Linked DNA regions of Mus musculus: regions 1, 2, 3, 4, 6 and 7 are each linked to region 5. A link is a loop called in an ENCODE intact Hi-C map of the cell type or tissue named here. Cell type or tissue: left cerebral cortex. All regions are shown on one strand. Links, peaks and the distances in the headings refer to the core of each region. The heading gives the core; the rest is flanking DNA.

Region 1 (4,391 bases), core at 215-4,214, 160 kb after region 5:
AATAAGAGACAGCCGTTCCACCATGCCCCTTTTACATTTTAAAAATGTTTAAACTTAAGGGTTAAGAATTTTTGTTTTGTCTTCAGGGTACATTCGCAGGAATGGAGAAGTGAGGCATTTCACTTTGCAGAAAAAGGACCCCTTAATAAAAAGGGGGTCCCTCGGAATTTGGGCAGGGGGTAACCTATCCCTCTGTCACACAAGCCTGCCATCGAGCAAGATCCCGTTAGACAGAAAACGCCACTCGCCACCTCCCCCGCCATCCGGAACACTGACAGGAGAGGACTGCGGGGGCGACGGGGCAGAGGCGAGGGGGCGGGACGCCACGCACCGCACGGCACCGCACCGGTCACTCGCACGGGGCTGCTGGGGCCTGGTGGCGACCCTCGCTCCCTGCAGCCGCCGCCCTCGCCCTGTCCCTACCCCGGCGCGGCTCCCTGGACCGAGCACCGCGCGGCCTCCCCCGCTCGCCATCGCCCCGCGCGCCCCTCACAGCCCGCGTCCTGCCGCGCCGAGCCGCGCGAGGGGCCGCGTCGCATCGCACCTGGATGTAGTTATTCTCGCAGTAGTCGGCCACCCGCTCCAGATTCGTGTAGCTGTCGAAGAGAGCCCGGCGGCCCCCCGGGATTTCCTCTTCCAGCAGCATCTGCAGCTCCGCCATCTTCACATCCTTCTCTTCCTCCTCCTCCTCCTCCTACTCCTCCTCATACAGCCCGCAGAGGCAGCGGCCGCGACGCCCGGGAGAGGAGGAGCAGCGGCGGACGCGGCGGGAATCGGGAGGAGCGAGCGGCTACCCCCCCACACACACCCTACGGCGCGCGACGAGGGAGGGGGCGGAGGGGAATGGAGGCGGGGCGCGAGCCGACGGGCCGCGAGGACGGTCACCGCGGCGACGGGCGCGCGCACGCGCGCTCCCCTCCACCCGCCCCCAGCGCCCGAAAAAGATTCCCACCCGCGCCGCCCCTCCCCCACTTCCGGCGTCTCCTAGCGACGGGAGGGCGGGGGCCGGGATGCGCGCGGGAGCGGGGCTCTGGGTTAACCCTTCGGCCCCGCGCGGCCTTCCTGGGTCTGGGAGTCCTCAGCAGCCTTTGTTAGCCGGGCGGGAATGCACCTCTGCTCCCTGCTGCTTCACGCCGCCGCCCCCCATCTTCACCTCTGCACTTCACCCGGGGCCGGAACCCTGCGGAGGTCATCTGCCTGAGGAAGCTCGCCTAGGGAGAGGACACAGTGTCTTCACAAGCTCTGTGAAAGATAACACCTCATCCGAACAGGCAGAGCCACTGAACTTCCAGGCAGCTCTAAATACCACCTTGAACCTCATCGGCTTCTTTACAAATTGCAGTTACCTAGTCCCAAACCTATTCGTTCGTTCATTCATTCATTCATTCATTCACTCCCTTCCGTCCCCTGTCCTGTCCTCTCTTTCTTCTTGGCATGGTCTCCTGTATAGACCGGGCTGACTGGAATTACAGCCACATGCTGTGGTTGCCCAGCCTGGGCCTCCTCCTCACTTCACTTTTTTTAAAATTTCGATGGTGGTTTTGCTGGTACTATTTTATTTATTCACATGGTTGTAGCATGAATAAGATTAAACGAACAATGACAAACGTGCGTTTTTTTCAGATTAAGTACTACAAATTCAAGGACGTTCATCCTGGTCTTGTTATCCAGATATCTAATCTTTTTTCATAAATATGATTGGCCCACACCGTGAAACTTGAAAAAAATAAATAAAACTGACACCTTCTGTGATATCAAGACCACAATCTTTGTTAGTTCTGTGGAAACCCAAAGGGCACCCACCATCTTAGAGGGGTTTAGAGTTTAGGATTTGTGGTTTCAACTTTTATTGCTCTTGCTGTCACTTGGCCTCCTGTGATCAAATTTCAGATGATGAGGGAACGATTATACATTCCTAGAAAAAAATCAAATGCACTCGCTCACATATTTGTGGAGTAAACCCTGTGTTGTTACGTTGGCTTTATGATAAATACATTACCAATATGCGTGAGCTTTTGCCGCAGAGCCTAAAACAGTATTTTTAAATGATGATGTGGTCCACCTGGATCTATTGTTCAGCACTTTAAACACCTGTCTTAGTGTGAATGTTCTAAGTGTGAGAAGCTTGTTAAAAACAAAAGGGAGAGCTGGGGTTTGTAGCTGAGTTTAACTATGTGTGGAAAAAGAAGAGAAGCCTAAAGTGTGTGGAGGGGGATAGTTATGTATAGACACATGCACTTGTTTCAGGAAATGAGGTACAAACAGGTGAAGAAAACAAACATCAGATCAGACTCTTATACAAACCAGTAAATCAAAAAACTGTGTTGATGGGTCTGGAGAGATGGTTCAGCCGTGAGAGCACACACTGTTCTTCCAGCGGATCAGAGTTTGGCTCCCAACATCCGTGTCATGCTGTTCACAATCACTGCAGGAGATACAACACCCTGACTTGTCATTCACTGGTACCTGCACTCATGTGCCATACACTCAGATAGAAACACACACATAAACAAGAAAATGTTTTTAAAAGTTTGTTAATGTAAAAATTGTAGTTTTCATCTTAAAGGAAATAGGGGAGGGTTTATTCTGGAGCCATTTGAGTGACTTTGGCCAGGAAACACAGACTTTAGGCTACCTCAAATTCCATGTTCCAGCGTGGAAAGAGTTTCATCATGTTTTTGTAGTTTTACAGAATAAAAGTTGTAAATGGAAGCAATTTTAAAATACACTGGTGGGTACATCAGAGAAGCAGATACATCAAAATCAGAGGGGCCTTTCAACAAGCTCATCTTTTAGATTGGTTGAAGCTAGTTGCCTGCTGAGTTAATAAATGTTAAAAGGTCTCTTTTTATCTGTTGTCACAAGATGTTAGTTCCAACATGGCAGGGGAGAGTTGTTTGCAAGGAATGTCTCTCCGGAAAGCCAGGACTTAGCCCATGATAAGAGAATTAGCCTCCGGACCTGCACTATCCCAGCGTTTCCACAGTGCAGGAATTCTAATCAGCCAGCCAGCCCGTCTCTACAAATATAGATTTCTTCCACTTTTCTTTCACCACCAGATGCAGCTTCTATTCAAGGTTCCCTTCAAATCTACTAGATACCTTGAAAGCAGACAGGATCCTTCCCTGCTATACTTTTTCCTGACTAGCATTCTTTCAAATGCTGCCTAGCAAAACAAATTTCCTGAGAGAGGATTCACCAAATCGCCAAGGGAAAACTGGAATGCTCTCTCTAATTTGGGACAGCTTCTTTGGCTCTTTAAGGAATCAGAACTAGGATTGTAGCTCAGTGGTAGAGAACTTGGCTATTTTCATGCTGTCTTTAAAACTCGGAAGTCTGAGGGCCCAAGGATGTAGGCATACATTTTTGTTGCCACTAAGAAGGATTTTCTAAAAAGAAAGAAAACAAGCACAAAAAACTATGAATTAAGGTCCAGGACCATATTGTGTACCTCTTGAAAACTATCACTAATTGCCCATACTTCTTTAAGCTGATGAGCATAATTGAAATCTATTGAGTTTTAAAGTTTTTCAGATAAACTGTTATGGTAAGACAAATCCATTTAAGCCATCAAAAAGTAACAAGATAAAAGTACTTATTTAATGTGAACTCCATTTGAATAAAAGCAAGCCTCTGGGGCAAGAAAACTTTAAATAAAATAATGTTAGCTGGACAGTGATGGTGTATACCTTCAATCCCAGTGTTCTGGAGGCAAAGGCAGATGGATCTCTGTGAGTTGGAGGCCAGCCTGGTCTACAGAGATAGTTCCATGACAGCCAGGGCTACACTGTGAAACCTGTTTTGAAAACAAGCAAACAAACAAAATTCCCGAGAACAATCTATCTCTGGATGTGTAACATTCAGGTCCCTCCACGTCACTGACATTCTTATCCAATCTTGCAGGAGTTTCAATGAAAGGTACAGTCCTTTTCAGAAAACCTTGTTCATAATATCATTTCCACCTTCACAGAAATATCTTACAAAAAAGGATAAGTAATAGTAATATTAAAAATAATCAAGTACTCTATGTCAGATTTCAGTTAGTATTTCACAAGAGTCAATTCCCATTAATATTGCCAAGGTGGCTTTATAGTTTCCATTTATAGACAGAAAAACCAAGGGAACACAAAAATATATTTAGAGATTGTGGACTTAGGACTTACATATTGGTTTGACCTTTTAAAAATGTTTTTCTTTTCCGTTATGCCATGTTGTCAAACTTCCAATATTTTAGCTCTATAAATGCCATCCTTCGAGTGTAGACACTAGTAATGCCTACTGATCACACATTATGTAACCTCTTATAAGAGGAGGGAAGGCTAGACCCATTCAACAAAAGAGCCTTTGCGTGTTTACAGAGTGTGGTGGTTTGACTAGGAGTGACCCTCATA
Region 2 (4,391 bases), core at 231-4,230, 280 kb before region 5:
CTTTGAACTACAAAGGGTTATAGAATAATTGGAATCTTTTAATGAAATATTCCTAATGAAATGGGTAAACAAGAAAAAATGCTAACTTTACTTATTAGCAAGAAATCAGAGGGTTTGCATTTGCTTAGTTTGGGTTTGGGGACATGAGTGTGTGTGTGTGTGTGTGTGTGTGTCTGTGTGTGCGCACGCACGCACGTTTGTGTGTTAAGTGCAATAACATGGAGACTTTATGTTTTAATAAAGCTGTTTTGTTGCCATGGTTGCAAATTTGCATTAACATGTTCACAAGGAAACCAATGTGTGGTATGAATATTGCTCCCACTTTCACATCTGCCCACGTGCTCCAGACAGGGATTGGATAAACTGGCTTCCAGCCCTGATCTCCTCCACCACCCCCATAGAGTGAGCATTTTTCACAGAAAATCTAGAGTTCTCTAGGATATAAAGTTAGGATTGGCTCCTGTTCCAGACACAAGGTCAAACAAGATTTCTGACGGGCTTGCTTCATGAGGTTCAATCACCCTTCACCCCTTTGGCATGATGCATATGCATGAGATCACTAGGAGACTGTTTATTTAGTATCTAAGCTCTTTACAATGTATTTCAAGATAAATATAATCACTGAAGAAGTTACACAGCTTGAAAATTCTGGCACTAATCTTACAGCAGTTCTTACAAAACAAGTTTGCAAATGATCCTTTCTAGGGGTGGGTGGAAGATTCAAGACAGGGTTTCTCTGTGTAGCCCTGGCTGTCCTGGAGCTTTTGTAGACCACGCTGGCCTTGAACTCAATGCGATCCCCCTGCTTCTGCCTCCCTGATGCTGGGATGAAAGGCTTGTGCAGTGATCTCTTGATGCTTCTGTTTCAGGTAACATATTCTCTATTCTTTATTCCTCTTTCTTGCCTCTTTTTTTTCTTGTAAAGTTCATAACCATCATCCAAACTTGTCTCTCTGAAATTTGAGACCCAAATCTGATCATAGGCATATTTTCTAGTAAGCAGACAGGCAGCAGGCAAACAGAGCAGACTACTGAGCCTCCCGAGCCCCTGCTCAGAGACAATTCCTTAAAGCCGCAATCCTCAAGCCAGGATGGAACTATTAGCTATGATTACACTCAAGCCATGACCATCCCTAACTGGTCTCCGATCCTGTATATCCTTCCCACTTCTCATTGCTGCAAACCCGAGTGATCCTTTAAAAAGCAATTCTGTCCTCCATGAACTTGGGTTGGAAATCTTGCAGCGTGTCCTGTTGTCGACAAGATGGTGTCCAAACTCCTTTTAGAAAGCACCTGAGGTTCTTCAGGTTCTGAATCCCACCTCCTGCTCTGACCTGATATCTCAGTGTCCACCCCGCTCCTCACCTTTGGATCCCTCTCTCTGTGAACTACAATTTCAACTGAGTAGTTTCACGATGTCAGATGACCACAGAACTCTTAAGTCAGTGACCTATATGTTTAAAACTATTTGAATGCTTACTACTGTGTGGCTCTGGTTGAAGAAGAAACAATTCTTGAGTCCTTAGGTTTCCATTTCCTGAGATCTCAAAGTAGTCTCTAATCCATCCTTGCCCGCTGGCTCCCACAGTGGCTGTGAGCCACCCACCACCCACACTCTGCTCTCTGAACAAGATGCTTTTTATGATCTAGAGCAGCACATTCAGGTTGCCAGAGCCACAAGCAGGAGAGTGCAAGGTATGGTCCTGAGTCATAGTCTCCCGTTCCCCTTGGAGCATCTGAGCTGTTCTAGCTCAATATCTTAAAATAAAATAAAATAAAATAAAATAAAACTAAGAACACAATCATGCAGGTGATGAGGTCCACACTGAAATCCCCCTCCCCCCCCCCCCCCCCCCCCCCCCCGTATCTCATAGACCTCAAGTAAGTCATTTGCCATGGTTTTCACAGTCTCATCAAAAACTAGTGAGCTGCTGAGTTTTCTAAGGCGAGTATGTTTCTCCAGCTGGGACACGCCCACAAGACAATTGCTTGGGTGGTGTTTGGCAGTGAAGGCGCCTAAGCCCACACCACATCATACTTTAACAGCAGTCAAGTAAGAAAATTTAGAGAAGCAGAGAGAGCTAGGGTTAGTATTTTAATGGCTTCTAAAGTCAGTATTACATTTACTAAGGCTCAGAATTTATCAAAGAAGATGATCCCCAAAGCACGGGCTCAACTATGCCCTGAGCACACAGGTCAGGTTGCTGTCTGTTTTCAGATGTGTTACAAAGAAACAAAACATATGCCAAGGATTTCTAATGGTTAGAGTTTAGAATTTTAATGCAAAATTTAGGGTTTTATTCTTTTAAATAATGATGAGGGGTTCCAGGTAAACTATAAACTACACCTCACTCGTTCATTGGCATTTCCTTTCTGCTTTCTTGGGTTGGAGGACAATGTTGTGGATTTGATTTAATGCTTGCCTTATGGGTTCCCAAATTACATGAGAATCCCGAGTGTTAGCTGCTAAGGGTCCTTGCCCCAACTGATTCTAATTTGTAAATAAAGTTGCTGGGCAGGGAGATAGAGATGAGACTAGATTTTCTGGACAAGGAAACTAGGAAAAGGATTTGGAATCATCATGCCAGGGTTTGAGAGCCATGGAAGAAGGGTGCCAGCCATGTAAGAGCTTCGGAAGACAGAGTGGATCTGGGTAGCAAAGATTGAATAATTTTAGTAAGCAATAATTCAGGAGTATCAGAGTGTAGGCCTTGGCTACTAGATGAAATTTGAGAGTGGCTCTGCCATTATATTGTTTAAGGCATGTTAAAATAGAAGACTCTGTCTGTCTGTCTGTCTGTCTTTCATTCAATAATCCAGAACATTTTGGCAGGTGGTGGGTTGGTGAGGAATGTTGCAGGGAGATTTGAATAGGGTTAAGTGAATAATGTAACAGGACAAAGCTAAAATCTCTAAGATTCCAAAGAGAAGGCCCAACCGATACCTTTTTTGGCCACCTACATGCTACTTAAACTATTTCTTTAGGACTAAATGTCTCACCCCCCTCCCTGCACACCACTTCAATTTCAGCCATGATGGGCAGTTTTATGGTAACTCAAACCCCTCTTCAGTATCTCACCTGAAGCATCTGCCAAGTGGATTGCTTCATTATTTCTAAATAAAAGCTTTATTGGGTAAACTACACATTCACAGATCTTACTGTTTAAAAGTACTTAACGGAGTGCTTTTACTGTACTTTCAGTATTGAACACTGGTCATTACTGCTTATTCAGAGAGCTGCTGTTTGTTTGTTTGTTGGTTGGTTGGTTGGATGGTTAGTTGGTTGGTATCCTTTGTCAGTTTCCCTTCTTTCAGATACCCACCTTGGGCAACCACTGGTCTTTCTGTCTCTGTGGATTCAGCTATTCACATTTTGTAGAAACAAAATCATATAATATTTGGTCTTTTGTGACTGGATCTCTTTTATTAAGTGTGTTTCCAAGGTTCACCTATGTTGTAACATCTACCAGAGCTCTGTTGTTTTTTATGAATAAGCAATATGGTTTTGTACGGCTATGCCACAGTTTAGAAATCCATGTATCCATCCATAAACATTTGTTTCTATTATGGATGGTGCCGTTATGAGCTTCCCTTGTATGTGAGTTGTTTTTAATGCTGTAACCATGGGCTTTTCTACTGTGCTCCAGTTACCAAAATAACGACTCCAAGACCTAATTATATTTGAATAAATGCCTAGGCCATAAGCTTGGACTTGTTCCCTGACTAGCTCGTAACTTAATAAATCCATTTATCATATTCTATGAGTGCCACATGGCTGGTTTCCTCTTCTCGGTTTCAAGCATCTGTCTCCTCAGAGTTCAAGGCTAATCCCTTCCTATGCCTGATTGTATCCCAGAGTTCCTCTCTCCCTACCAGAACTCCCACCTCCCATTTCCTGCCTCAGCTCATTGACCAATCAGCTTTTTATTAACAAGTGATGCTTCTGGACAGTACACAAGAGATCATCTTGCTTTCAAGAACCTATTTGTTTTTGAATATGCTTTATGGCTTTATGTATTTGAAGTCAATATATATCAGTTTATTCTGCTTAGAGTTTTTTTGTGGTTTTTTTTTTGTTTGTTTTGTTTTGTTTTGTTTTTTTAAGCTTCTTGGATATGCAGGCTTACATTTCCCATCGACTTTGGAGAGTCTTTAGTCCCTCTTTTTTTCAAATAGTCTATCAGTTCTTTTTCTTTTCCCCTTTCTCAAACTCTTCTGGAATGCCTGATGCTATCAACACAATGAGAAGCAGATATGACAATGGGGGAGGGGTTGGGTGGAAAGGTGAAGAGGATTAGTGGAATGAGTGAGGGACAAGAAAAGGTTATTATAGGGGGTAAATATGACTAAATACACAATATACATGCATGAAATTTTCATAACGAAACCCA
Region 3 (4,391 bases), core at 296-4,295, 390 kb before region 5:
TGTTTCCCCTACTCACTTCTCCCTTTCCCGTCTCCGTGGAAACCACTCATTTTAAAAAACTGTCTCCATAGTTTTTTCCCCCTCTTTTGGAATGTCACAGCCATCATCATACAGATAAGTGGGTTTCTTTTTACTTTGTATTTATTTAATGCTTTTAATATCCCTCCATTTTTTTGTTTTGATGGCTTTATATCTCATTTCTTTTTTTTTCTTCTTTATATACATGGGCACATTTAAATGCATGTGAGAGTAGATGATTGCCTGTGTGTGAGTACACACAGGTAAGGCTGCATGTGCATATATGTACCTATGTATGTAGAGGCCCAAGATTGATATGGAAAAATTTCCTTCGTCAGTCTTCAACCACCTTCTTTGAGTCAGGGTCTCTCCATCAAACCTAGAGCCGGCAGATAGGAGAGTCTCCCCGACAGCTTGCTTAGGGGATCCCCAGTCTCTGCCTTTGAGGCTGGAGTTGCAGGCAGGCCACCACTCCCACCAGCGTTTACACAAGCTTGGGGAGTCTAAACTCTCGTGCTTGCATGGCGAGTGCTTTAACCACTGGGCCATCCATCCACTCTCTTTTTGGCCCTGTGTCTGGATCTACCATAGTTGTTATTGTCTGTCCTCCCATGAGAGGATATTTTTCTCTCTTGAGTTCTGTCTATTATGAATAAAGCTGCTATAAATATTGGTATGTGGATCTTTGTGGAGACATGAATTTTTGATTCATGAGGCTGTATATAATAAAGACTATGACTGTGTGGCTTACGTAATAAGACAATGTTGAGTTAACTCAATTCCAACAAGACAATAACCGTTTTAAAATGCTGCTGGCAATGACTGTCATTCCCTGTCGTTTCAAATCTTTGCCAGCACTAGGTGTTGAGGGTAATCTGTATTTTGAACATTGAATTCGACGTTGAACGGGCCGAGCATCCATTTTTAGGAGCAGTTCCTCAGTGGCATGATACTGAGCAGCTGCCCTGCCATTTGTGTTTCTCCTGTGTGAAATATTAGCTCAGGGGTTTTACCAAACTTTTATTTGGGTCGTATATTTTCTCATTGTTGAATTTTGAGGGCAGCGGCTGTTGTTATACTTTGGGCAACAGTCCTTTATCAGGTGCATTTTCTGCACATAATTCTGTAGTTTCTCTCCTCACTCTCCTTCCGAGATCTCTTGAACCACATCAAATCCAGACTCTTGTTTGCTCTCGGGCCTTTGCTATTGTAGCTGGACAGCCATCCCCACAATCAAGGTCGGCTCAGTTTTTCTCATACATCATCTTTGCCTGGCTTTATAGTTGTGTGTCTTCATCTCTCTTCTGCTTTGTTCATCTTTTTGTCTGTTGTTTTGCCAAAGCATGCTGTTTTGATTATCGTAAATATGTCTGAAGCACAAGAGCTGTCCGTCTTCCAACTTTGCTTTCTGAAATGTTGGGTTGGTTGTCTGGAGTTATATTTGTACCTAACAAGCTTTGAAATTGCCTCCCTTGGGGTCCTACTCAGGGCTTCCCACACAGAGAGTGACTCTCTGCACATGCCTATCTGTATCTGCCCTTACAAGTTTGATGCATATTCTATTACCTCACGCCTCTAGTGAATCTAAAGACTTATGCAATTCTTTGCACACTCTGCTAAGAATCAAATGACAGCTTCTAAGCTCTTAAAATGTTGCTTCCAAATCAGAAATTTTTTCTTTATGTGTTAAAGAAAAAATAATTATTAAACTAATGAGGAAATAACTGGTAAAATTTCAGTTAATGAAACAATTTAAAATGGAAAAAAACTGTATTAATGAGGGCTAACAGCAGGGGGCACTCTCCTATAGGGACAGGGTAGGTATTGATGGTAGTGATGGCTTTGTGAAAGCAGAGCCCCTTCTGTGCAGAACTATGTACATGAAATGGGATCTGAAAAGGACTCTGTAGCTCACTAGCATGCCAGTGTTGAGGGGAGTGGAACTGCATGACTCATGTGCATAGATACACATGCACGTGTCTATTTAAAATGCAAATAATGACAAGCAGTAAAAGCAAAGATTGAAACATATAGAGGTTTTTTTTTAAATTAATTTCTACAAGAAAGGGGAGACTGGATAGATGGCTCAGCGATTAAGAGCATGCACTGCTCTTCCAGAGAACCTCAGTTTGGTTCGTTGCCTTCAGGCAGCTGTGAGCTGCTAGTCACTACATCACTAGGGAGTCTGGGATTTCTTATGGTCTCTGCAAGCATATGGTGGGCAAACACAAGACGCGTATACACAAAGAAAACACACACACTTTTTAAAAGGGAGAGAAAAAAAAACATGTTTCCCACAAAAATAAATAGATAAATAAGTAAATAAATAAATAAAATCACACTGGCAAGATATGCCTTCAAAATTCCAGAGGCAAGTTATTTTCATTTACATACATTAAGGCAAAGTAAAAAAAGAGTTTCAGCATGGCAAGTTACCAAATATTCACCATCAACATATTTTTTCTTAATAATTTACTAAAGACATTAAAGGCAAGTCTCAAATGTCCTCGGGAGTTAGATGAGAGTCAAAGGCCAGGCTCTGAGAGAGGAGCCAGGAGCTGTAACTGAGGAAGTTATATCCCGGGGGAAACAGATTGCATTGGATTCCATCTCCAGCCCCACCACCCATGAGAAAAACTCCCATTTGATACACTTCTTACTGATAGAGATTGTAGAACACTTCCTATGAAGAAAATTCTAAAACTTTCATCGTTTAGGAACTTTTAGTCTGGAGCAATGGTTCTCAACCTACAACCCTCATACTGTGGTGGGCCCCAACCATAAACGTATTTCATCCCTACTTCATAACTTTGTTACTCTTATGAATTTACTCTTATGAATTATAATGTGAATATCTGTGTTCCCTGATGATCTTAGGCAGCCCCAGTGAGGAATCCCTGGTCTAGACAGTCCTTTCTAAGGGCCTCCACACTCTAGCGGTCTGTGGGTGAATTTAATCGAGCAACAGTATTGGATGACATCCGCAAGGTAGGTGCTCTGTGCAAACAAGTCGCAATTTCCTTCATGAGAACCAAGAAGACTTTCCCAGAGACTGGCTATGATTTGTACCACTCTACATGAATATTTCCTTTAGAGTCAACTGTTCAGTGAAGAAATCCTGAGTAAGGCAGTCCAGTGGAAAGAAGGAGAGGCGGGAGCCAGGCGAACTGAGCAACAGTGTACAAAATGATTAACCTCTGTGGGTTTCTTTCCTTTCACTAACAAAAAAAAAAAAATTATGATTCCCTCTTCCTCTTCCTCTCCCTCTCCCTCTCCCTCTCCCTCTTCCCCCTCCCTCTCCCCCTTCATCTCTCTCTGTCTCTCTGTCTCTGTCTCTGTCTGTCTCTCTGTCTCTCTCTGTCTCTCTCTGTCTCTCTCTCTCTCTCTCTCTCTCTCTCTGTCTCTCTCTCTCTCTCTCTCTCTCCTCTCCTCTCCTCTCCTCTCCCTTTCCCTCTCTCTAAAAAACAGCCAAATAGAATGCTATTTTGAGCAGCAGAAACCCTGCTGAGGTTCTGATGTGAAAACAGTCCCACTCCAGCACTCCAGAGCCCTCACTGGCTTTCTTTCCTGAAGCCTGTCTGCCAGCTTTCTTGTTGTGAACAAGATAGTGAAATTGCTGAAGTCAGTAAGACACTGCAAATCAAGTAGGTCCAGGAGTGAAGCTGTGCGTCCAAACCCAACGACGACATACACCACCAAGAGACCAAGGGCAGCCGCCTCTGCTGTAAGCTGTGGGCTTTAGAAAACGGTAGCTTGTGAGCGTAAACTCCTCAGCTATAGCAAACAGAAAGCTCTAGAGCAGGGTGTGGCAGGCTGTGTGGCCATGGGGACTTGAAGCGTGCAGGGACACTTTATGCATTCAACTCCATTTTCCTATGAACCTAAAACTACCCTGAAAAGAGTTTATTAAAAGAGTTAATTAATTAACAACTATTTGAAAGCATTTGGCACACAGGACAGATGTTAAAATGTAGTATTTTAAAATAAAACAAGTTCAAATCATGGTGTGGGTTTTTTTTTTTTTTCCTGTCATCTTTTTATTGGCAGAAGAGCATTTTTAAAGCCACGGGTCATTGCTGATTTGTAGACTTTACTTAAAGAACTTAGAGACTGCAAGAGCATACACCATAATGTAAAAACCCGATGAAATGTTTTAATGCGTCTTCAAAACACTCTATAATCAAACGGCTGGAATGAGTCTTGAGAGGCCACCAGGTCCTTTCAGAGGCTGAAATGTAGACACACCTGAACTGGCATTCACAGGGGCTTAAGCACTGTCAAGGACAGCAGCTGCTCCAATGTCTTGGTTCTTTCTTCTTACTCAACAAATACATTATCCAGATTAACCTAACTCTGCCTATTTTGATTGGTAA
Region 4 (4,391 bases), core at 186-4,185, 91 kb before region 5:
CCTTCCTGTGTTATAGTCTGACTGTTTCAACAGTTGAGTGGCACTGCCTAGGGAGATTGTAGAACCTTTTGGACATGGGGCCCAGCTGGCAAATGTAGCGTCTAGCTATAGGGGTGGGGCTAATAAGTTATGACTCAGCCACAGTTATGACCAAAGTTTTCTCTGTTCCCAGACTGCCGAGACAGTGTAGTCACCACCATGCAGCCCTGCTCCCAGATTTTCTCCGCCATATGAACTGTCTCCCTATGACCCTGAATAAATCCTTTCTGTCTTCAGCTGTTTCTGTCAGAAATTCTGTCAGAGCAATGAGGAAAGGAACTAGTCCCCATCCTGTTTCTAGGTCTCCTGGTGCAACATCCTAACCTGGGATAACTGAGCAGTTTCTTTACCGCCTTGTGCCTTAATCTCCTTGTCTGAAAGAAGTTGGTATTTAATAACACCCACCTTGATGTGTTATTGCAAATATTGATTGATATAAAGCACTGACACTGGGCCTGGCACCTAGAGAACACATGGTTAATGTTGGCCATTCCTCATCAGAACTCCCCATCCCAAATCTCTATGGACAGTTTAATTCTGGGTTTCTTTATCAATGTGTAACTGAAAACCCTTCCAATTAAGAGCTACCTTACAGTCAATCTCTCTAAAAAGATCTTCCTACACATTCAACTCCTTGCTCAAAAGCTTCGATGGCTCCATATCTCCAAAAAGATTCGCAAGTCCCATCCTTGAATTTAGCTTGCAGAGTGCCTTCTGCTCTAGTCTGCTTTCCCAACCTTCTCATCCAGTTAGACCCACGCCCCTTATATCACCGGCCAGATGCGTGTCTCTAACCCACTGCCATACAGGCTCTGTGCCACACACAGGAAGTGCAGGTAATTATCTGCTACGTTACTTTTGCTCTGGCATACTGGAGCATAGTTGTTTATATCTCACTATGGCAAAGGATCCAGAAGCCTGAGGTCCGCCCAGAGGGAAGACTGACCCAGAAAACCCAGCCTGACCACAGCTTCTGAGAAGCTCAGCAGTGGTTGCCAGGTTGAGCTAAGGCTGGGAGCACAGATCTCCCGCAATGTTTAGTCTCAGGCATGCTCAGTAATACACATGTGCATTGAAGCTATTTTAAAATAATAATCCTATTGAGGAGTCTAGGGAGAAGTCTTAAGTGGGAGTTCGCAAAAATAAGACTCTAGAAGATTTAAAAAAGCAGTAGCAATTTTGGCTAAAAACTGTAAGCCCTAACCACCCTGCTTTCCCCATGGGGACACCCTCACTGAGAGAAATTTTTTAAATTTATTTATACAATGCAACAAGCTAATCTCTCTTTCTGGTCAACAAAAGCTTCCAGCCCTGTTCACAGAACTGACTTAAAACTCTGTGTCGGTCAGTTTGCTTCCTCTTTGGTGCCACTGGGATTTGAGGAAGAGGCAACAGGGAGTTCAGAATCCTTGACCTCAAGAGACCTCCATGTGGTGCACTGATAACCCCTGAGGTTGAAAGGGAACCATGAGTGTTTACTCTAGCTATCCATCATGGAAGTAAAGGGCAGGCCCCCTGATAACCTTCAAAGATGAACATCTTCCTTCCGAGAGGGCGTCCTTGCTTCCATAGTAATAGAAAAAGGGATAGGGGATAGCTGGGGAGATCGCTCTGTTGCTAAAGTGCTTGCCTTGAAAACATGAGGACCTGAGTTTGATCCTCAGAAGCCCTGTGTTTGTAAGCCCAAGCAGAGACAGGCAGATTCCCTACTTTGCAAGCTCCAGGTCAGTAAGAGTCCATCCCCCACACAAGAATAAATAAATTAAGTGGACAACTACTGAAAAAAGGCACCACTGACCTCTGGCCCCCCACAAGCTCAAGTGCAAGCACATCTGTATAGTTATACACACAGGGGTGGGGCAGGGATGGGAAGACCCTTACATTCTTTTATTGTGGCAGAAAAAATTAACAGGGGCTTCCTGACATATATAAAGGATTCATAAGCCACTTTAAACAGAAAAATATAACCCTAAAATTCTAGCTTTCAGTCTTGTTGACTCAGTAGAAAAAGCAGGCACAAATCCTCTCTGTTTGGTCAGCCCAGTGTTTTTACCTTTTTAAAAACTGCTATTTAAATGCCCTTATACTGTATCCGTGCTCTGCAGTCTGATACACTTTCCACTCTATCTCTCAGATTTACATTGTGTAGTCATCGTCCCTGCATGGAGGCATTTGTGTCTACAGTTTCCTCTGGAATTTCCCTCTTTGATGGAATCCTGAATGAATTGGAAACTAGGGCATCTCTAGCATACCATCCCACATAACTCTCATTCTCCCTTCTAGTATCTGCAAAGCTCCACCAAGTGCTGCTGTTTAAAGTAACCCCCTACTGTTTCTTCCAATGGTTTGTTTGCTGCCCAATGAGAAGAGACCACCTCCATCACAACCATCATTTCCGATTACCTCAACCCTCAGTTGACCCACAAGACTCCCTAGAGTTAAAGGCAGATGCGTTTGCAATAACTGGTTTCTGTCTTCCTGCTGAAAGCCCAGTCTTGGTCCTGCACCACTGGCCTTCAGCTTTGGAGAGTAGTAAGCCAGAAACTTCATCCTGCCCCCAGATTTCCTGTACTGAAACTTCACAGCTTTCTCTCCAGTACCACCTGCCCAGCCCAGCTTATCAGGCCTTTGTTGCTCTGTGCTCCACCAGGACACGGTAAGTAAAGGACATAGCATTCCAGTTCTTGGCCATGATAGAGGAGAGAGGAGAGAGTCAGCCTTTGACATAAACAGGACTCATCCTGTAAGTAGCTGGAGGGGAATGTTGGCAACACGCAATTAGCCAGCTGGTCATCTCTATTTCAAACCACCCTTGTCACTAATTGCCAAGTTTTAAAGCATTAAATGCTTTAGCATGCCAGGAATGGTTCAAAATCAGGTTTTTTAAAGCTGTTTTCCATGTTGCTCCCTTCTTCCTCAGCTGGTTTCATGTACAAACTAGGGGTCAAGCAAGTTAATACTTCAAATAAAAGGGTGCTGAAACTCTATGTGAAGGCCAGTTGGTAAATCAGTATAAACTTTTCTTGAACTCTTGCTCAAGATGAAGACTTCTTGAGTGTTCATTATTCTTGTGGATATTCTTGGAATGCTCAGAGCCCATCTCACAGTCAAGTCCAGCTCCTTCAGTAGGACAAATAATTGGGGGAGGAGGCTGGGTCATAAAAGATATGCCTGGTTATCAAAACAGACCCACAGTATACATGGAAAGAGTGAGAACATGGTGGGGTTGATGAGGTCCAATTCTTATCTTCTCTGTGCTTTTAAATCCCCAATCTCTATTCTGGGAAATAAGCAGCCATCTCTGGAATGTTAATACGTACTTATCCCAGCTCCCCAGCTCCCTTCTTTCCTGCCTGTCACCTCCCTGTCTTTCTCCGTGGCTAACAATGTTTACTTCAACTCAGCTGAACTCAGTGATGTAGTCTCCATCAAAACAAAATCATGCCAATAAAGAAATAAAGTTATTTCTTTAACTCTCTGATATTCAAATCTAAAAACCTCCATATGCTTGGAATTCTTGAACTAGCATTCCATAGGAAAAGATCACAAGCATAGAATGTAATTTATTATGGTAGAAACATTAATCTCCTATCTGATACCCTTCTCCAGCTCAGCAATGAGTTGTTCATTTGAGACGTCAGGAAAAGTGACTCTCTTGAAGTAATAGCTTATGGCAACTAGTCTAACTTGGGGCATTCATTTACAGAAGAGATTTCCAAGTTTGTTATTACTAATTACCCTTCTCAAGTGTTGTGTGACCCTAATTCTGGAGAGATGTAAACAAACTCATCGCAAATATGGAATGGACAATGGACCAAAGTACAGATATCATCAATTCAACTTGAACCAATAGGTTTTGTTAGGCTTACTTTCAGAAGTTTGGGTAAGGAATTATTTACAGGAGCAGAAATGACTCAAAGATAGCTGCACCATCAAAAGCCCATGCCAGCACAAGTGACAACTCACAAAAGCTGGGAACTGTACGTTTCTGCACAACTTCCAGGCAGCTCAGTCAGCGTCTGACTTTTTCAGGTAGTTTGGCTGGTCTCTGCTTCTTGGCTGATCTCTCTTGGCTATTATAGTCATATACCTGAAAATATCTCTTAGCAGTCTTACTGCTCATATATGCTTAGAGAAGGAGGGACCTAGTTAATCTGATCAGTTTCAGGAACTTTCTGGGGCTTTTGAGTTGTTCTTGTCCCAAACGTCAGAGATCCCTACTGATGAATGTTTCACCTCCCTTAGGACAGGCATCCTATGTCTTAAGTACATTTCTTCCATGATGAGATTTTTTTTCTAGAAGTAAATTGCTACATATCATCAATATATAGGAAATGAAGCATTTCTGATTT
Region 5 (4,391 bases), core at 291-4,290:
TGAAACAGACAATAATTGTATTGGACAGTTCTAAATACCAGTTTGAAACAGATTGTGCAGCAGTTTGGAAAAGACTACTAAAAGACTGAAACTACTTGGAACTCTTCAAGAATATCAGGAAGTAGAATGCAATTAGTCAAACTGGGATTTGATCCTACACTAGAGGAGTGAATACTCATTCTTAGAAAGATCGCCAGAATTTCGGAAATAGGTTATTTATGGGTTTTTTTTTTTTCCTTTTATTTTTTTGGTGAAAATTCAAGATACAGAAACAGTTAAAGAACAGACAAGAAGACATAGAAAAAAAAGAATGCTGGACGTTCAATGCAGCCAATTCCAGACCATAGCTCAATTTCTTCAATGCTAACAAAGTACATAGCCAAGCAAAGGTAATTTAATACTACTTTTCCTTTCCTTTGATCAACTTTACATGAAGGTCATAATAAGGACGTAAATCGAAAGAAATCTAAGTCTGCCTAAGTCAAAACTGCATTAAGATAAGCAGCATTTGAGTAATTTGGAGCTTGGAATCAAACCCAGTATTTTAAGTGTAGTACTCAGGGAATACAGCTCAGGGCTCAGGAAAGTTCGCCAACACCCTTGCTGAGAACAAATTCAATAAGGGAGAACAGAAACCAGGGACACAGATGAACAGGCTCTGACGTGAAAAAGGTAAAGATGAATGGAATAATGTCTGATCCCTGAAAGCTTTCCTTACACTGCACGAAACTGCAGAGTTTAAGCTAAAATGGGATTTCCTAGGGCAGTGCTCCCAGATTTCAACAATAGTAGGCGAGTGCCTGAGGAAGCCCAGGGTTGGTTCTGGAGACGACACATGCGGCAGGCAAAGGCTCCCAGCCCGGACAGGTCTGCTCGTCCGCCCTCAGTCTCCCAAGACCCTGGGACCCGAGTGATTGGGCAGGCTTCACGGGAAGGGCCACGGCGGGCGGGACCGCGGCGGGATTTTCCTCTCCGCTCATTCATTCTCTGATTCATTGGTTCCTGGAGGCGACTCACACGGACGCGCGCTGGAAAGGCAGGGCGCGGAGGACGGCCGCGGCTGGGTGCGGCCCGGCGCCTGAGGGGCGGCCGGTTGGGTGGGGGTGGGGGGTGCGGCTGTCCAGGCCGGGAGGGGCGCGCGCGTGCGCGCGTGCCGGGGAGCAGGAGAGGCGCGCGGCCGCCTGCGCCGGAAGTGAGCGGTGGCCGCGGCGGGGAGCGCGCGGTCAGGCGCAAGTCGGTCCGCCCTTGGGCCGCGCGGCCCTCAGCCCCGCCCAGTGTGCCGGGGCAGGACGCGCGGGCTCTGTGATCCGCGCCGCGGGGCTCTGCGGCCGCCCCGCCCAGTCCCCGCCGACGCCCGCTCTGTGGGTCGGTCAGTCAGTCGCCGAGCGCGCGCCGCGGGAGCTGCGGGCGCTCTCAGCGTTCGGGAGAGGAGCGTCGCCCCTGGAGAGGCGGCGGCGGCGGCGACTGGAGGCGCGAGCAGCTGCTGCCTAGCGCAGGGCTCCGGGAGGGCCGAGGGGCTGCCACGGTGAGTGCTCCGCCACCTGGCCCTCGAGGTCCGGGAAAGGAGAGGTCTGGGTGCCCGGGAGGCGCTGCCGTCTCCATTTGCCCGGCGCCCGGCGTGGCCCTCCGAGCGAGTGCGGACGGCTGCAGCCCGGGGCGCGGTCCTTGCCGGTCAGGCTCTCAGCGTTGGGCTGAGCCCCGCCAGGCGGCCTGCGGTGGGTAGGGGGTCGGCGGGGCCTGGGTTGCACCCCGCGCCCCTCGGGGCTGCACCGTGCAGACAATGAGACCTGGGGCCGCCTGGGGAGGTGCGGCAGGGCTGATACTCCGCACTAGGGCGCCGGTGGCCGGGGACCGCGGGTGGAAAGGGACTGGCTCCCGGTAGCCGCAGAAACCGATGGCTGGGTGCGGGATTGTTCTAGCTTCCATGCCCTGCCTGCTTTCATAGATGAGTTCACTGCAGAGATTTAGAAAGGCGGGGCGCCTTCTGTGTCTTCTAATTAAGCCGGCAAAGTAATTGCTCTAGTGCTTTTTAGCTCCATCTCATCTTTCCGCGTACATTCCCGCCGGAAATCCAAACTGCAATTCAGTGGAGGACGGCAGAAAGAGGGAAGGCTGCCTAATAGTGTTGGTTAGGTTGCCTTCGTTTTAAGACACCTGAAAGATACCCTTTTCCTATTCAGGGGTTGTCTTAGGCTGGCCCCCCTGTGTGAACTGGAAACTACTTGATCCTTATGTATCAGAGTGAAATAGGAGCTTTGGGAAATGGTATGAGTTGCATGTTTCCTGTGTGTTGCATTTCATACATTTTATGGGAAGAACAGTTTGGGTGGACGCTGCCTGCAGCATTTCTCATGGAGAAGTGGAGAGCCGCCCAAGTAGGTAAAGTCCTCCCTAAAGGAACTGTAAAGGTAGCGGGCTAGGGCTGAGGCATCATTCGATTATTAAACGGTGGTATTGTGTTCGTAAGAATATTGAAGTGAGCACACAGTCACAGAAACCTCCTCAGGTATAGTGGGAGACACTTCTACAACACTTGAGTGGTGGAAACAGTGCGTTAGAACAGAGTAAAGTCACATTCCATGCGCTAGAATAGGCTAGCAACGTGATAGTGGACAAGCAAGCCGATAACTATGCAGTAGTTCCCTGCCGGTAAGCAGCAGTACTCCACCTGTTTTCCTTTCTAGCCTGTTGTCAAGAAGATTGAATAAGAAAATGTATGCAAAATTGGTAGCCCCTTGCTTGTCTCTGAGATGCTCAGTACGTGTTAAATTCCTTTTCCTCCTGCTGAGGGCGGAGTGTCTCCTGAGAGGGAGGGTCAGAAGTGAATGTTGGCAACAGTGAGTTGTTGAGGCATGTGTAGCATAAGACAGCAAAGAAAAGGTTGATTCTACATTGAGAGGTCAGTGGGGGGGGGGGGGGGGGATCTGTAAGCTGCCAGTATAAAGTGGAGCCTTTTAAAAGGTTGAATAATACTTCATTTTTAAAACAACGTTTTATTGTTATGTATTAATTATACATAATACTGGGTCTCATCATGATCTTTTCATACATGTGCATCATATATTTGAATTTCAACAGGACGGGCAAGATTTTAACAGTATAGACTGGGAGAAGAAGACATTTCACATGTTAGGTGGTAATTATCCCTTCGCATGAGCCGGACATGGTGGGTGGATCTTTCCTGTAGTCTGCACTGGGGAGGCTGAGGCAGGAAGATTGACGTGAAGTCCAGGTCAGCCTGGATTACACAATGAGAGCCCATCTGAAAAACCATCAAACCACGTAAAAAATAAAATACAAATCAAACCACATAAAAAATAAAAGTAAAATCCAAATTCTCTAAGTAAAATCCTAGAGAGAATTCTCTAAGTAGAATCCTAGAGAGGTGGCAAAATAAGGACACTTTTTAAAACCCTTTGTTGAGTTTGTTCCAGACACCAGTTACAGATAGCTCAGTTGAAGTAAGTACAAAATGTCTACAAAGGTTTGTAAGTGATTGGTTTTTCACCAGACATTTTGTGGTATGGGATTGCTGCTCACTTGTGTTTGATTTTAGTAAAGAGCAATGTGTAGCTGTTTCTTTGTGATGAATATTAGCTCTATTTAGTATTCCACACAGACTCTTGACTCAGGTCTCTCTCACTGAGATTATTAATTTAGTGTCTGGCTGACAGTAGTGGAGAGGTAAGCATCTTTGGATAATGACTTCACAATTTTTAACACTTTGTTTTCTGGCTAGATCTTTTTAACTGTTATCTTTGAGGATAATTGTGTTATTTTTTTGTTTTTTGTTGAGTTTTGGCTCTCTCCAAATAAATAAGTAAATAAATGTTAGTGGACTAGAAACAAGGATAATAGATTCTGCGATACACATTTGCTTATTGACTTTGGCTTGGAAATCATTGAATGTCAATATTGATATTAATCCCAAACTCTTATTTCTTTAGGAAAAGTGATATTAATGGAGTAAGATATGTAACCTCAGGCTAATTATTTTGAATTCTTAGTTTCATTACCTATTAAATAGGAAGTTTGGAGTTACTGGTTTTCATTTGTTATTTCTTACTGACCTTAAGGATTTTAAGGATCTTAGTGTATTAACAAGAGCCTGTATTTGAGAGGGAGGCTGAGATGGGAGGATACTGAGTTTGAGGGTGGCCTACATAATGAGATTTTGCCTCAAAACAAAACAAAGGGAGTAATTTAATTTTGATGAAGGGCTTTTAAGGTTCTACAGACATTTGACCTAAATGTCATAAAAACGTTTGGAGATACAACTCAGTGGGAGAGCAGTTACCAAACACATAAGGGCCTGGGTTTTATACTTAGCACAAAACCAAAGTCTGACTTGTATGCTTGAAGTCAGGAGCATTACATTGAAATCAGAGCAT
Region 6 (4,391 bases), core at 285-4,284, 300 kb before region 5:
ACAGGCTTCAGTTTCCCCACAGCTGATGCTAAGGTGGTTGTGAATTGCCCGATGCCTGTGCTGAGCAAAAGAACCACTCTTCCTGGCTAAGCCATCCCTCTAGCCCTGCCCCCTCAGCAGCTCTTACTGAGGAGAGTATCCTCCCGCACAAGGACATATCCTTTCGCCTTCTTACTCCTGAACCTCAGCCTCCGGGAAACTCATATTACCATGGTACAGCTGTGAAGATCTATCCTCCTCCTCTTTCCTTGGTCACTCTAGAGTGCACGTGACCACTCGGCAAACAAATGTCCAAGCCAGCATGTGGCATATAAACTCCAGCTCCTATTTCTGCCCCAGCTTTGCAAAGCCAGGTGCTTCCTGCTGATGGCCAGAAGCACTGCTCTCACGAACCTCTAAAAACGCTGACCGGGCACTCACAAGGGATGTGTGAGGCACTATTCATCAGCAAGACTCTGTGAACATTTTTCCAGGACCATGTTGACGCTAACTGCAAAGCCACATGACCCTCGACAGCTCAGCCGCTGTGCCGAGCAATCCTGGAACAGCACGGACCCTGAGTCCCAGGCCTTTCTTCACGTACCATTTGTAGATTCTGCTCCAGCCCTAACACCCAACTTTCCTGAATTTATCTTTCCAACTTGCCCTAAGCTGCAGCCCAACCGATTTCTTGGAATATCTTTCCCGTCCCTCATTCTCAGTTTTAAAAACAATTCTCAAAGACTATGACCTAATTAATTTTTCCAGTCCTCCCCTCCAATCTGGGAAATAGATTTTCTCTGTGAATGGACAGCGTCCCCTCCTCCACTTCCTGGGTTTATGGGCTTATGCTCCAACAGAGGCCTCTCTGCAGGCACTGTTCTGGTCACCACTTACAGGGCTGGAGGAAAGACAGCTCATGAAGAATGCTATCTTTCTCCTACCCAGGGATAATAGGAGGAAAGACAGCTCATGAAGAATGCTAGCTTTCACCTGCTCAGGGATAATAGCAGGGCCCAGCAGCTCACCCCTATTACTGTGCTGGTTACCCATTATATTCTACATCCCCAAACAGTCCCTAGCTCAGGTTGATAATTAGATGCTGTCAGTAACCTTTAGCCCCCACTCTCCAAAGACAGACGGTGTCCGCTGCACTGATGCTTTACCTCTGTGGCCCTTCCAGGTGCCTCTTACTGGATATTGGGAACACAGATATGATCCCAAACATGTGGCCTTTTTTGAAGATTTGGTTATAGGCCTTAACCTTTAATAGATGAGCTATACCTTCAGCCCTGTGTGGCCTTTCTGAATGAACCTCTCTTTCACTCATTTTTATGTACAAAATAATAGGCTGCCTTACGATATTTTCATGGGTAAGCCGTTGTATTTTGCTCAGTCTCCCCTTCCACCGCCTTCCCTTACCTCCAGCCCTGACACTTTCCTTTCTGCACTCACAAATAAGTTCTCCCTGCTTTTGTGTGTCATATATACATGCATATATATGAATGTATATTATATATTAGCCATATGAGAGAAACCATAAGGCATTTGTCTTCTGAGTGGCTCACTTCCCCTTGCATGATGTACAATCGATACATCTTCCTGAAAATGAAACAAACATTCTTCACTATGATTGAATAAAACTTCATTGTATATAAATGATGCATATCATATATATCATATATCACATATCATATATATCACCATGTTTATCATTAATGAACATCTTAGCTGGCTTCTTGATCATTGAGAATAGGGTATAGATAAACATGGACGTGCAAGGATCCCGGTGGTATGCTGACTTAGACTCAATTGTGTAGCCTGGAGTGGTGTAGCTAAAGCATATGGTAATTGTATCCTTAGGTGTGGCTTTCTGGGAACCTCCACACTGATTTTCACAGGCACTGCACCGTTCTCCAGTCTCATCAGGCATAAAGAAGGACTCCCTTCTGCCACCCTTTCTTCGTGTCGGCATTTGTTGTTTCCTTGGTGACAGGAGAGAGATGGACCTCAGTGTCACTTTATTTTGCATTTCCCTGGTGGCTAAGAATACAGAGCATTTTCTCAATTATTCTCTGCCCATTTATATTTCTATGAATCCCTCTTGAACTGCAGACATGGAGCATACAGGGTGGATGGTCTTCTCCATCCCTTACGACTCTCATTTCACTTAAAACCCATTTCATCTCCCCTCAAAGGCTCCCTGAATTTCCCTCTGTTTGGTGCCTTTCCTTCCTCTGCAGATGCTAAAAATATCATCGGAACAATAGAAAGCAGCGGTCCCTCCAGCCTCTACCCCACTTTCCAGTGAGCCGTGGGAAACTGCAAGCTTCCCTGGGCTTTTCAATGATGCCTGGGTCATGTAATGTCAGGGGAAGAATTTCTTGGCTATTACAAACACATTAACAACTGGGATCCAAGATCTGCGTCTCCTCGTGCAATGACATCACTGTGCAATGCACACCCCCTCCCATTTCATTCCAAAGATATGACTATTGATACTCACAAAAATGGTTGCATCTACAAAGCAGTAAGAAACAGCTTTAGTTGGCCCAACTGGGAGAGATAAAGAGAGAGAGAGAGAGAGAGAGAGAGAGAGAGAGAGAGAGAGAGCGCTAATTGATAAAAATTGACAATAGGTTCTCACAATCTATTCTTACATTTGCAATGAAGCACACTGACCAATAGATGGCAGTCATTGACTGCTCCACAAATGTCTAGTTCCCACCCACATTGAATCAGCCACATCTAAATTTGCTGTGTCAGGGTGGGATTTTCAGGACCATCCATCTTTGCTACAACCACCAGACTGGTACTGCAGTTTCTGTTTCTCAACAGCCATATAGTCGCAGAAGAGACCTTGTAGTTTACCATATTAAGAAGCCCCTTCTGTCGTTGATGAGAGTGTGCCCAAGTCCTCAGACAAAGCTGCAGTTCATCCCACTCCATCTCCAGTGACAGTACCTGCTTTAAGTGTTCCTCAAAAGACCCTGCCTCCCCTTCTTTGTGTATGTCCTTGTCCTTGAGCTTCTCCATGTTGTCCACTGTCTCCCTCAGCTTTGGCTCAGATTTAGCCATAAGCACCAAACCATGATCTATCTATACAGTTAAGTTTGCCCTGGTGGTAATAGTTTTTCAAGCCTGACCTTTACCTCAGCACAAGATGCTTGATAGAACCAGATAGAAGTGTGCAATCTGTAGGTGAGGGAGAAGGCAACACGGGTTCAGTGTGTTCCAGCCTTGTGATGCTAGGCCAAAGGTAAAATCCAGGGATTTTTCAACCCATCTGACCATGTCTATCCATGACTCCTTCTTTATTTTGAGTCTGCTGTTTTGGTTTAGGTTTGGTGCCTGTTTTCTGCTAGAGTTCAAACCCAGGGACTCACAAATGCTAGGTAAGCACTCTGCCACTGAACCACACACGTGCCCTTTGGCTCTAGTCTTCAGAGTTACAGCTATGACACATTATTAACTGGTGCAGTGTCAAGAGCTTGCATCATGCTACTGTCAACACTACCAACTCTGCTCCACATACAGAATGTCTACAGAGCCCGGACGTCATTGCAGGGGCACCATGACAAGCTTGGTGTGGCCCTAACACACTTGTGAAGTAAATTGTTGGTATTAACCCCCAATTTATATGTGAGGAAATGAAGGCACAGAGAAGCTAAATGATTTTGACAAAAGTCACATCGAGTCCTAGGATTTGTGTTCCAGTCACCTGTCCTGAGGTATTACACCCTTAGCAACTATGCTTTCACCTATCGAACCAGCAGTGTGACATAGAAAGAACTAACTTTACCTTCTCTGCCTGTCCAAATGGTGACAGGCTGGCTTGAAGGTGAGCCTGGGCTTTAGCTCCTGCCTGAAATCTCCTGTGGATCTTCACAAGTCCGGACTGGCCAAAAGAATCCAGTGCACACGTGATCAGGTTACCCACAAGCACACAAGGAAGGTTCCAAGAGAATTAGCCCAGATTTCACTACTGAGAGAAGGCTGGGATACGATGCTGGCTTAGCCTCCCATCTATGTTTCACAGGTTGACAATGGGAGCAGTTTCATCATAATAACCCCAGCATCTTCAAAGGGAATCTGCTAGACAGTATGGGAGCAGCTTCACTAACTGAGAGGACCATGGATGGCTCCAAACACAGCAGCGTACTCCAGAGCCTCAGTGTTATATCAAAGCATGCCTGTAAACACTAGATAAAACATAAAATGTAGAGTGCACTTGGCAGCTACTCAGGAGTTAAAAATAAAATTACCACCCGGCCCAGTAACTCCAGTCCATAGTATGCACTCATTCCTCAAGTAGATTAAAACAGAAAGTTTACTTATATGTTAATATTTCTAGCATCCTATGCACAATAGTCCCAAACAGGAAACAATCAAAGTGTCTAGCAACCGAGGAC
Region 7 (4,391 bases), core at 144-4,143, 260 kb before region 5:
GGATGAGCTAAGATTTGGCTGCTTGCTTTTAGGAGATTAAAAGACAAGCAAAGGAAAGGCTCCTGAGTAAAACACAACCAAAATATTTTAGTTGATTCGAACTTCTTCTTAGCACTTAGAACTGATAGTATTATCCTGGCCAAACGTTAAACAACAAATAATCAAAAATAAGAGTGTTGACCTAAAGCAGCTGTTTAATCAACCACATAAGGAAAGAGGGGAAATGGTCCAATTGTTTCTTGTTGTGAAGACAAAACAAATGTCTGATAAGGTTTTTAACTTTCCAAATTGGTGGGAAGGAAGTCTTGTATATTGTTTGCCATTTTTCCAGCCTTTTGTTGGTCTGGATCCAGAAGAATAGATCTTTTTACTACTTTCTATAAAATTGTCCCAAAATAGATATCCTGTGCCATGGTAAGAACTTTAAAGATAAATAAGCAAGACCCATGACTTGGAAGTCTCCTACACAGACCTTCAGGGGCTCGTGCTTCTGATCCTTACTGCGATGTTCCTTGAATTAGATTCAGGTACAGTCATGGATTTGTCCCATCCCCACCTACCCCAACAGGGAAGTACAATGGTTAGCCCCAAAGTCAACTGCTCTTTGACCCAAAGAGCCAGGTGGGACTCTTGTTTGTTTGCTTGATTTCTGTTTGGAAAACTGGACTCAGCCTGTGGTGAGGGCAATGAGAAAAACAGAAGGAGGTCTCTGATCTTGCCCCACACTTCCCTGCCTGTCACCCATGTGCCCTCCCCAGGACAGCAGGGTCAGTTTATGATGGCTGTTGGTGTGTTTAGATTTCTCAGATTTAGAAAGAACTTCAAAGCATGAACTCTTTTCATGGGGACATGGACTTAAAACTTGGTGTTTCATAACCGTGAGCAAAAGAAAAAAAAATGAATCCATTTAAGGAGACACTTAACATTCTTGGGACTCTGGACATAACATGGTGCTCACGTAATTTGGCTGCTGGCATGGGAGACATTTTTGCTCTAAGCTAGTATTTCTCAATCTGTGGGTAGCGACCCCTTTGGCAAGCCTCTATCTCCAAAAATATTTACATTATGATTCATAACAGTAGCCAAATTATAGTTATGAAGTAGCAATGAAAATAATCTTGTAGTTGGGGGTCACCACAACGTGAAGAACTGTGTTAGAGTCTTGGCATTAGGAATGTTGAGAAACACTACTGTGGCAGAGTCTTTAAATAGGCATCTAACTGAAAATGCTGAAAAGAGAAACCCTTCCTTCCTGTTGCTCCTGGTTTACTTAAATGAGTTGCTATATACAGGACATCTACCAGTTTCTGATTCTCACCATACTTCCCCTTCCAGATGGGCTGCAGCCCCATGTAGCCCACAAGATCCCGCCAGCTGTCACCCTATGGGATGAACAGCTCTTGGTCCATCACTTGCCCAGAGTCCACACATGTCAACCCACCTATGTTTCTCACAATCACATCTGCAGCCACCTCCATTGTAAATATTGTTGGGGTGATAACTAAACGCATATTTTCTAGGCACCTTTTAAGACCTATCAAATCCAGAGAAGCCTAGGAGCCCACCTTTCTAGAGAACAGCCAAGGCAGATCTCTGAAGCCTGAAGATTTTGGCACAGCTTTTGCACACTTCTATCCCACTATCCCACCGTTAACTTGGGCCCTCGGAAAAGAATTTTGCACCCTGTCATCCGAGCCTGTCACACAAATAACTTCACTGTTTTACTTATTAAAATTATTCCTTCTGCCTTTATGGATAGCTGGTCCAAGAGCCATGTGAGGCCTCATTTCAGAGTCTTTTTTATACCTGTCAAGATTTTGGTTCCTTCACAAATATTTATGTTTTATATAAGAACCCACTCCATTCATTTCCGGTTTCCTTTCCTTTCGGGGGCGGAGGTCTCTCTGCTGGTGGGCTCATTTGCTTTGTGTTGTCAGGAATTGAAAACTTGCATCCCCATTTCTCATGGCTTCAACAACCACAAATCAGAAAGCCATTTTCTGGCCAACATGTGGCAGTCTGTTCAAGTTTGTGGTCTAAGCATACTTAACTCTCTCTCCTCTTTTTAGGTGAACTCCGTTTTGTTTTACATTTAAATAACATATTGTTGCTGCTGTGGTCTGGTGACCCCTGAACCACCTTAGGCAGGCTATAATCAAGCTGGGTTTAATTCTTGGCATGAAGTAATTCCCGAATGGCCACTTGAATCAGGAGAAAAGCATGCCTGCTTTCAGACACTTGTACTATATTCTCTGTCTAGTTGAGTCTCTTCATCAATCTAGATACTCGGATGGAAGCCATGGTATTTGGCTTGTTCATCTAGTTTTACAAATGTGAGCCAAGCGGGAAATCAGGATGAGATCCCAACGTTTTTCAGCATCCAGTCTCATAGGCTATGATTTCAAGGGTAACACAGTGTCTCCATGGTTACCTGACAAAATTACTCTGGCTTCCAGAGTCTGCTTCTCTACAACTGAGTGTGAGCGGTTTACTACAGGTAGCTCAGGGAGATGCTTCCCCCTCCACACCCTGCAGGGGGAGACGTTGAGCACCCAACCAACACCTAGCAACGTTCCTGGGCAGTGACTCAACAAAGGTTTGCTCTAGCAGAAGCCAAGGCTCATGTACATGAAATTGTACCACAGGTCATTTTGTTACCCCTAAACACTTTGAGGGAGGGTTCATAAAGGCATCACATCACGTTCAAGAGTATTGTGTGCTTTGGCCATGTTCACGTGACAGCAGCCATACAAACAGGGCAGATTTTAGGACTGGGCTGTTTCCATCTTTGGCTTTTCTCTGCATCTTCCAGCACAAAAGCACTAGTTGCTTAGTAGGGCCCCTTGACATTCCCAGAAGTTTCTTTACACGGTCCTGTCATAAAACAACTTGTATCTCCGTCCAGTTCCATATCCACACTGACCCTTCTTCCACACTGCCCAACACAGAAGCCCCAGAAAGCAACATGCCAGCCGGTTTAAGGGTGGAGGCTTTGGTGCGCTGTCAGAAGACGCAGAATTCACATCCTCTCTCTGCCTTTTAACATCTGTGTGCCATGGGGCAAGTGGCATGGCCTCTCTAAGTCTCAGTTTCCTCTACAGCAAAGCATGAATATTTAAAATACTACCCCACGTTAGATTAAGAGTTTGAGAATTAGCACATAGTTAGCGCTTCCTCCTTCACCAGTGCTCACAAATTAACCTTCTGTGAGATGAACAGCTCTACAGACAGCAAACTTCTTGCTTACACTAAATAGACTGAAATTTGTCTCAAAATGATATCAGTTGTTCTCTTAGCTCTGCCATAAAGCTACCCAGAATAAGTCGAAGCCTTCTTCCACACAGTGGCGCTCACATGATTAAGGAAGCAATCATGAGCCCCCTTTCGAATGTCCGAGGTGAGCTATGACTTTTCCTGATTGACTGTCTCGCTCCTTCTGTTATTTCCCATATGACTTTAAACCTATCATTATTTGAGGCTGAGCCACCTAACTGCTTTCTCATCCCTCTACTTGGGCATACAGGAAAGCTGTAGGCTTTACACAGGAGTACTAGATTAGGGTTACTTGAGATCTTCTGGACAACAAAGAGTCGGGGGGGGGGGTAAAGGGTGTATGAGGCTCTATGTGTCCCACAATAGTGTCCCATGATGTCCTCTTTGCTCCCTTTCACTGGTCTGTTAGTGTAGAAGATTCAGTGGGTGAGCTCTAAGAAGAACCTGGCAGGGGTTAGAAGCTAAATAAGGGAAGACATTCCAATCCATGAGGGGCCACTTAGATCTCTACCTGTCACTTATCAGACCATGAGCTGAGTGAGAAGCCATCGTTTGTTATTCTAAACGAGAAAGACTCTGGACTTATGATGACCTCGTGCATGTGGCTCTGGGGTTTCCCTGTCTGGGCATATGCCAACTTGTCAATGGCACTCTTACAACATAATATCTAGAACTGAACACAAATCTCCAAATGTGTCCTGATGCTAATAGGACAAGACTAAATAGTGTGGCATGAATATGAATTGAGTGGGTCCCCCAAATGTCCATGTGTTAGAAGCTTCTTAGAAGGCACTTCTGGGGGTAGGGCTGCAGTAATTGGGTCACTGGGAGGACACTGACATCAGAAGAGATTACAGAATTCTGGTAGGATTCTGGGTAGTTCCTGTGAGTTGTTACAAAAGAGCAGCCTGACACCTAAGTAACACCCTGGTTTCCTGCAACAGGATCTCTGTGTTCCATGTGCTTCTGCTGTGGTGTGATATAGGGGCTCTCACCACAAGTCAATAGCAAAGCACCCCCCAATTTTGGCATTTGACCCTCCAAAACTGAGAGCTAAATAAACCAATTTTTAAAAAAAAGTATTCCATTTCAGACGTTCTGTTAAGGTGGATGATAGT

What was found. A loop is a pair of places that touch in the nucleus more often than their neighbours do. Peaks named below come from ENCODE experiments on the same cell type or tissue, not always from the same donor. Only the 100,000 strongest peaks of a DNase experiment are listed, where the experiment ranks them.
Region 1: a loop joins it to region 5, with 17 times the contacts of the local background. A loop is called at or near these places in 6 of 42 quality-filtered maps.
Region 2: it touches region 5 in a loop (5-fold over the local background); 8 of 42 quality-filtered maps call a loop at or near these places.
Region 3: it touches region 5 in a loop (2.7-fold over the local background); 6 of 42 quality-filtered maps call a loop at or near these places.
Region 4: a loop joins it to region 5, with 2.2 times the contacts of the local background. A loop is called at or near these places in 9 of 42 quality-filtered maps.
Region 6: it touches region 5 in a loop (4-fold over the local background); 20 of 42 quality-filtered maps call a loop at or near these places.
Region 7: a loop joins it to region 5, with 2.9 times the contacts of the local background. A loop is called at or near these places in 5 of 42 quality-filtered maps.

The regions. Positions count from the first base shown.
Region 1 is chr1:60,406,073-60,410,463 of GRCm38, reverse strand. Abi2 (abl-interactor 2) reads right to left here and starts at 845. Exons shown (of 12, transcript NM_001198570.1): 1 at 545-845. The coding sequence starts at 661. In left cerebral cortex, for the core only: no CTCF peak of the experiment used is centred there; DNase peaks (open chromatin) are centred at 301, 863, 2,319 and 3,034; H3K4me3 peaks cover 1,497 bases; H3K27ac peaks cover 2,618 bases.
Region 2 is chr1:60,843,115-60,847,505 of GRCm38, reverse strand. No RefSeq gene overlaps it. Among named protein-coding and RNA genes, the nearest start is that of Gm38137, 19 kb to the left of the region's middle. In left cerebral cortex, for the core only: no CTCF peak of the experiment used is centred there; DNase peaks (open chromatin) are centred at 385, 1,635 and 1,971; H3K27ac peaks cover 2,540 bases.
Region 3 is chr1:60,952,489-60,956,879 of GRCm38, reverse strand. No RefSeq gene overlaps it. Among named protein-coding and RNA genes, the nearest start is that of Icos, 23 kb to the left of the region's middle. In left cerebral cortex, for the core only: a CTCF peak has its summit at 1,805 (motif pointing right); DNase peaks (open chromatin) are centred at 1,858 and 3,636.
Region 4 is chr1:60,654,289-60,658,679 of GRCm38, reverse strand. No RefSeq gene overlaps it. Among named protein-coding and RNA genes, the nearest start is that of Gm38388, 57 kb to the right of the region's middle. In left cerebral cortex, for the core only: no CTCF peak of the experiment used is centred there; DNase peaks (open chromatin) are centred at 2,261 and 2,551.
Region 5 is chr1:60,563,699-60,568,089 of GRCm38, reverse strand. It overlaps Raph1 (Ras association (RalGDS/AF-6) and pleckstrin homology domains 1), which reads left to right and starts at 1,325. Exons shown (of 14, transcript NM_001045513.3): 1 at 1,325-1,525. In left cerebral cortex, for the core only: CTCF peaks have their summits at 1,195 and 2,664; DNase peaks (open chromatin) are centred at 1,261, 1,917, 2,388, 2,651 and 2 more places; H3K4me3 peaks cover 3,497 bases; H3K27ac peaks cover 2,203 bases.
Region 6 is chr1:60,859,110-60,863,500 of GRCm38, reverse strand. It overlaps a transcript of Gm38137 not described here. Among named protein-coding and RNA genes, the nearest start is that of Gm38137, 2.5 kb to the left of the region's middle. In left cerebral cortex, for the core only: a CTCF peak has its summit at 2,679 (motif pointing right); DNase peaks (open chromatin) are centred at 301, 1,930, 2,325 and 2,770; H3K4me3 peaks cover 885 bases; H3K27ac peaks cover 1,936 bases.
Region 7 is chr1:60,821,284-60,825,674 of GRCm38, reverse strand. No RefSeq gene overlaps it. Among named protein-coding and RNA genes, the nearest start is that of Gm38137, 40 kb to the left of the region's middle. In left cerebral cortex, for the core only: a CTCF peak has its summit at 2,540; DNase peaks (open chromatin) are centred at 1,057, 1,272 and 2,447; H3K27ac peaks cover 694 bases.